Regions from separate parts of the Homo sapiens genome. Here region 1 is linked to region 2. A link is a contact called in ENCODE Hi-C data. All regions are on one chromosome and are shown on one strand. Each heading gives the region's core, a stretch centred on a gene start or an enhancer-like site at or near the end of the contact. The rest is flanking DNA. Distances are from core to core; before and after follow the strand shown.

What was found. Hi-C counts contacts between places; a loop is a spot of excess contacts on that map. Pooled maps may share reads with other maps.
Region 1: a loop to region 2 is called in a pooled map, with 2.7 times the contacts of the local background. The contact joins the enhancer-like site here to the promoter of TICAM2 in region 2. A Hi-C loop is called at or near these places in 2 of 50 pooled maps.

What each region holds. Positions count from the first base shown.
Region 1 is chr5:119,029,729-119,033,013 of GRCh38, reverse strand. All of the region lies in intron 1 of DMXL1-DT (DMXL1 divergent transcript), which reads left to right. Among named protein-coding and RNA genes, the nearest start is that of DMXL1-DT, 40 kb to the left of the region's middle. RefSeq lists an enhancer at 1,123-1,172. Within about 2 kb of position 1,558, at least 5 of the 41 ENCODE cell types and tissues checked have a DNase peak (open chromatin) inside an H3K27ac peak, as active enhancers do.
Region 2 is chr5:115,600,680-115,604,018 of GRCh38, reverse strand. It overlaps TICAM2 (TIR domain containing adaptor molecule 2), which reads left to right and starts at 1,540. Exons shown (of 2, transcript NM_021649.7): 1 at 1,540-1,922. The region is part of intron 3 of TMED7-TICAM2 (TMED7-TICAM2 readthrough); the gene reads left to right. TICAM2-AS1 (TICAM2 antisense RNA 1) reads right to left here and starts at 1,864. Exons shown (of 3, transcript NR_109875.1): 1 at 1,559-1,864; 2 at 863-973. RefSeq lists a silencer at 1,549-2,048 and enhancers at 1,668-2,190, 2,139-2,218.

The DNA of each region.
Region 1 (3,285 bases), core at 309-2,808, 3.4 Mb before region 2:
AAACTTATGGACTGCGAACTGGAACTACAGCTCTATCTCTCTCTTTCATGGGTCAGTTTCTATTTCCCTCTGTGTTTCTGTTCATTGTCTTCCTGGTGGCTAACTTCTGCTTATAGTTTCTGCTCCCTTTTAACTTCTGTGTGCACATGACTTGGACTTGTTATGGTACTATGCTCTGTGCTGGAAACGTAGCGGTGAGTAAGGCAGCCCTGACTTCTCAGCTCTGCATAGGACCCACAGTAGGGTAGGGAATAAACACACACACACACACACACACACACACACAGTTGTGATGTGCTATGAAACAATTTGTCAGATACAATGAAAGCTTACATTAAGACAGTGTAAACTGTGGATCATGATCTATGAGTGGGTCATGAAATCTATCTAGTGGCTTAAGACCAGTATTTTTAACAAACTAAATAATAAAACATCCTAGTAAATCACAGATAATAAGGATAAGTATTCTTTTGTGAAACTTTTATTTCTGCTTACGTTGTCAGTGAATGAATATATAAATCCAGGGGCTTATAGAGTATGCTTTCAAGAGGAAAGATAGAAAATAAACAAGATAAATTAGTAAAATATAGAATATGTTATAAGATGACAAGAAGCTGAAAAAAGGCAAGGAAGGGGAGTATATAAAATGTGAAGGGTGGGGGTTAAAATTTTAAAAAGGGTAGCCAGAGAAGACTTATTTGGGAAAGCGCCTTGTGGTTAAAGATCTCAAAGAATTGAGGGAGTTAGCCATATGGATACTTGGAGGAGGAACATTCCAGGCAGAAGGAATAGTCAGTGCAAAGGCCCTGAGTGTGGCTGGCCCGTCTGAAGAGAAGCAAGGCCAATATGACTGAAGGGGAGTGAATGGGAGGACTAGCAGGTGACGAGGAAAGAGGGTGAGTCATGGTCAGTGGGGCAGATCATGTAAGGCTACGTGATTTGTAGTAGGCAGGGCCTTGGTTTTGACTCTGAGTGAGATGGGAAGCCATTGGATGGCATTGAGGAAAAGAGTGACGTCTGATTTATGTTTTAATAGGATCACTTTGGCTGCAGGATTGAGAATAGTTTTAAGGAAGGCAAAGGCAGAAACAGAATTACTAGAATGTAAACTCCATTAAAGCAAAGTTTTTATACGTTTTATTCACTTTGTATCCCTAGTGGTTTATAATAGTGACTGGCAGATAGAGATAATCATTTGTTTAAGAATGCATATTTGCATATGTGTGCACCAGATCATGATATGAAATATATTTCTTATGGTAGATCAAGGTCAAAAGGATTGAAAACCCCTGTCTTAAAACTGACCTAGTCTTGGATCTCAGGAAAGGGATTCTCTGGGAATTGACCTTTTTTAGGCTGAGATCTGAAGAATGAACAGGAGGATGTGGGGGTGTCAGAAAAAAGACTTTTTCAGAAGTTGTAAATTTGAGAATCATCAGCACATGCATAGCATTTGAAGCTCTCTGCAGGTGTTTTTGTGTGAAAGTAAGGAGCCAAATTAAAGCCATTGCTAACCGCCTCCACTTTCTGTTTCTTATTTTGTATGCTCATTTCCTGTAGCATTCGTCCTGTTGAAAAATAGTGTAGTCATTTATTTTTTAAAAAGTATAAATCTTGAAGGACGCTTCCTGTCTCACATCATAGTAATAGGAAAAGTCAGTGAATTTGAAATTCAAATTTAGTTTATTTAAATGAGTAAGAAGATTCACGGATATTTTAGGTATGCCACATTTTTTGAGGCTATATCTTTTTACCTCTGAGTCTGATTCAATTTTGAATACTCAGAATATGCTTCTTCTATACAAGTATTGGTATGAGTTATATCATCTGCTCAAGGGACTGGCAATGATTTTCTTTATTTTTTTTCTTTTGGGGACTTTTGGGAAGGCATGATTGTGTGTTGAAATGTGAGAATGACATGAGATTTGGGAGAGGCCATGGGTGGAATGATATGGTTTAGCTCTGTGTCTCCACAGGGCAAAATAGGGACAGCAAGTCCTGAAGGAGAGGAGGCTCATACTTACATATCTGAGATAAGAACTGTTCCAAGAACTTTCTAAAAATCCTTTCACTTCTTTCATACACCCTTTGATAAGATTTATCACAAGATGGCCGGGCACGGTGGCTCACGCTTATAATCCCAGCACTTTGGGAGGCTGAGGCGGGCTGATCACTTGAGGTCAGGAGTTTGAGACCAGCCTGGTCAATGTGGTGAAACCTCATCTCTACTAAAAATACAAAAATTAGCCAGGTGTGGTGGCATGTGCCTGTAATCCTAGCTACTCAGGAGGCTGAGGCAAGAGAATTACTCGAACCCAGGAGGTGAAGGTTGCAGTGAGCTCACTACAGCGCTACTGTATCCAGCCTGGGCGACAGAGTGAGACTCCATCTCAAAAAAACAAACAAACAAACAAAAAAACGCAAAAGATTTATCACAAGACATTCTTTAAGACTGCAGTGATTAAGTTGAGCTGTTCTTGGAAAAACATTTGCCCAGTAATGGCATTTCTATCAATGAACTAACAGCAACTCTGGCTTAGAAACTCCATGACCAATGAGCCATTTCTAAGCAGCTCATGTAAATATTTTTTGCTAATAAAGGCTCTCCTTACCCTTTCTTCACTGAATGCTCTGGTGATTTGCCATGTCATGCATTCCAGATTATAATCCTTATTTCTTTTCTTTTTTCTTTTTTTTTTTTGAGACGGAGTCTTGCACTGTTGCCAGGCTGGAGTGCAGTGGCTTGATCTCGGCTCACTGCAAGCTCCGCCTCCTGGGTTCGCGCCATTCTCCTGCCTCAGCCTCCCAAGTAGTTGTGACCACAGGCGCCCGCCACCACCCCCGGCTAATTTTTTGTACTTTTAGTAGAGACGGGGTTTCACCGTGTTAGCCAGGATGGTCTCGATCTCCTGACTTCGTGATCCGCCCACCTCGGCCTCCCAAAGTGCTGGGATTACAGGCACCCGGCCTATAATCCTTATTTCTATTTCCAAGTAGACTCAACATATTTAGAGATAATTTTCTCTAGCATCTTTTGACAAACTCGTGACCTAAACACCTCTCATTAGGCCCCACCTCCCAACACTATTGCATTGGGAGTTAAGTTTTCAACACATGAAATGTGGGGGACACAGTCAAACTATATCACTTTGTCTGCCACTATTAGAATCAGATATCCACATTGTGTGTTTTTTTTAAAAAGAATCACTTCTTTTTTTTTTTTTTTTTGAGATGGAGTCTTGCTTTCTTGCCGAGGCTGGATTGCAGTGTCACCATCTCGGCTCA
Region 2 (3,339 bases), core at 291-2,790:
ATTTACAAGAAGATGGAACAGTTCAAGTAAATTTGCCCATGACACTAGTGACTTCAGGCTCTTTTATGTATGCAACCTAAGTGATGAATAGGGAAGTACGTGTTTATGGAATCTGTCATTGGTGGTATTTCAGTGGGAAAATGTGAAAAGCTCTGATTTTGAAGGGTTGCCAGAGAAAGAGGAACAGGCAGAGGAAACTGAAAGAAGAATTTTTTTTTTTTTTTTTTTTTTTTGAGACGGAGTCTCACTCTGTGGCCCAGGCTGGAGTGCAGTGGCGCGATCTCGGCTCACTGCAAGCTCCGCCTCCCGGGTTCAAGCCATTCTCCTGCCTCACCCTCCCAAGTAGCTGGGACTACAGGCAGCTGCCACCACTCCCGGCTAATTTTTTGTATTTTTTAGTAGAGACGGGGTTTCACCGTGTTAGCCAGGATGGTCTCGATCTCCTGACCTCGTGATTCACCCGCCTCGGCCTCCCAACAGGCCTGAAAGAATTTTAACAAGCAGGATGAGCATAAAGGCAAAGTGGGGTTGTCAACATCAAGGAAACAGAGTGTTGGGAAACAATGGTCGACTTTGTCAATCGCCAAAGAGACTCCCAGGAAAAATGAGGGCAACAAAAGTATCAGTTGGATTTAGGAGGCCACTGCTTACCCAAAGAGTTCAGGTAGAATTGTTGGGAGGTGCAGTGGTTGGAGAATCAACTCCGTGAATAATGAATTGTGTTGACACGGTACATAATACGGTATTTCTGACTACATTGGCGGCATTTCACTAAGTAATTACTACCTGAAGTGCCTACCTTCAGTAAGGCATCCTGTTGTTGGATGGGGAAAGAGAAGGAGGAAATAACTCTTAGCTTTACCTGTACTGTGCTTCTGAGACCCAGGTATGGACCTTCACTCCCAATTTACTATCCATGGTCTCATCCGATGTTCAGTAACTGGGTTCTCCTTTGGCAGGGAGTAGGGATTGCCTGAGAATTAAAAGGGGAGGGGAGATTTCTGAACTGGACCTCTTAGGTTATGACTAGATTGGGTGCCTGAGGCAGCAATGGGGCTTTATAAGGCTTCTTTACGCTTCATTTAACTAATTGCTTTTTTGTTCTCTCTTATTCAGTGGAGTTCCAATCTGTTCGGTTGTGGAGAACGAACCTGAGAAAAAGGATCTTTCGCAGGGTAGTTTTTGGGGGCAGAGGCTGATGTGCTGCACCCCCTAATCAGGGGTATGGTTGGCTGCAGTAGTCAAGTGAGAGGGCCGCAAAGGGAAAGGAAAAGTCGAGACTATCTTAGGGAACCAGGAGAGTCGCTGTACCTCTGAAAGATCTACGGTTTGTCTGGTCTGTAAGGAGCAAACACGGTGGAATTCCTTTCCAGATTTTTCTGGGCCTCGACCTCTGGCTTTTGGGGTACATGCCAAAAAAAAAAAAAAAAAAAAAAGCGCAGGGAGAGTCCACTAGCCTCGGTGACAGTTCCCCATTGCGGTTTCCCCTCCTCCACCCTTCTTTGCGAGCTCCTTCCCTCTGCAGAGAGTTATCCCGCCACATTAACCCCTGACTCACAGCTGGACCGCCCCGGCCCGCAGCGCCACGTCCCGGGTGGGGCCTGCCACGGCAAAGCAGCAGTCCGGCCTCGAGCGGCCCCTCGGGGGCGGCGGGGTGGGCGCCAACAGCAGTCAGGCCTGACAAGCGGCGACCTCCAAGGGTGAGGCCTCTGCGGGCCCCCGACTCACGCGCGTCCGGGCTCTGCAAGCGCGGTGGGGAGCAGGCTGCTGTGGTCGCGGGGACTGGGTTGCGGCGCGCCGCGTACGGGACGGCCCCAAACTCTCGACGCCCGGGGCAAGACGCCCACCCCCTGGGCGCTCTCGCTGGGCCAGAAAGGAAGACAGAAAAGCCGCGGGCTGACTGTGGTGGCGCTCGCCTGCAGGCAAGTACCGGGCGCTAGGGCGGGGGCCGCCGCCGGGGGCGCGGGGTGGGCTGGGGCCAGGCCGCCAGGGGCGCGGGGTGGTCTGGGGGCCAGGCCGCCTGCGCTACCTCCCCAGCCTACCCGACCCGACGGCGCGGGTGCTGGCGCTGTTGTCCCCAGCGGGGCGGGCAGGCCTTTCCGTCACTTGGCTTACTCTGAAGGGAAAATCCACACAGCTGTCTGCCTTTTTGTTTCATTTTGACTAGAAAACCCATTTTCGAAAAGACACCTCAGAACCATAAGCAAATAGCCCAGAGTCTTAAATGCTCTAAAGGCTCTGCATGAGCCCCTGCCAGGCACACAGAGCCAGTGCTGGAGGTTTTGGCATGGGTTTTCCTACTTGGCTTTTTGTGCAAAGCTAATTTGGATAAAAATAATTTGACTGGCAGCTGTGAGCTAGTTTTCAGTGTATTAGGACCTCTCCAGCTTTCCACGGTAGTAAACTTCTTAAAGAAAGTATTTTAAAATATTCTCATATTTATTATTATTTTTTAATTTATCCTTTTAATTTTGAAAAGCAAGGGTGGGAAAGGCTATATGATCTGGAGGTAAAAATACACCATTATATAGAGTTGAAGTGTCATCCCCTGAACCCACATTGCACGTCTACACAGGAGAAGAACTTGTCCTTCTCCAAGTGTTTAGTATTCCTTAGATTAGTGTTTTTCAAACAAGCCTGATGGTAAGACGCATTTGGGACTTTTGTTTAAAATGCATCCCCCCACCTCTGAAGGTTTAATTTGGTAAGCTTGATTTCCAGAATCTGTATTTCTATTTTTTTATTGTTTAATTTAATTTTATGTTCTGGGATACATGTGCAGGACTTGCAGGTTTGTTACATAGATAAACGTGTGCCATGGTGGTTTGCTGCACCTATCAGCCCATCAATCCTTACATTTTAATATTTTGAAGTAGTAGGATGGTTATAAATGGAGTTAAGCAACTCCACTTTATATCTCATTCAAATCAGAAAATAGATAAGCAGGTATAGAATATTGACACCTACATTTGAAGCAAAGTAAATGTGACATGTACGCCTTACCGTATGGAACTTGAAGTATAAACCATGTTTACACTGTTGAATCATGGGCATCTGTGTTGAGTCATTTGTTCCTTATGCTATTCTTAAAATGTATTCATTTAACAAATATCTGCTGTTAAATCTTCTGTCTTTAATCCCCCCTAGACCACACATCCCATTCTAGGTCCCGCTCCCCTACTTTGCTTCTTTTTATAACAAACAAAAATCCTCTTTGAAAGATTTAATCTAAGTCTCCATTTTCATTTTCCCTGTTTCTTCCTACCCCCTCTCATCTGAGGCTTTTTGTCCCCATTACCCCCTGCATGGTCCTGATGTTGCCAATGACTGTCTTGTGAA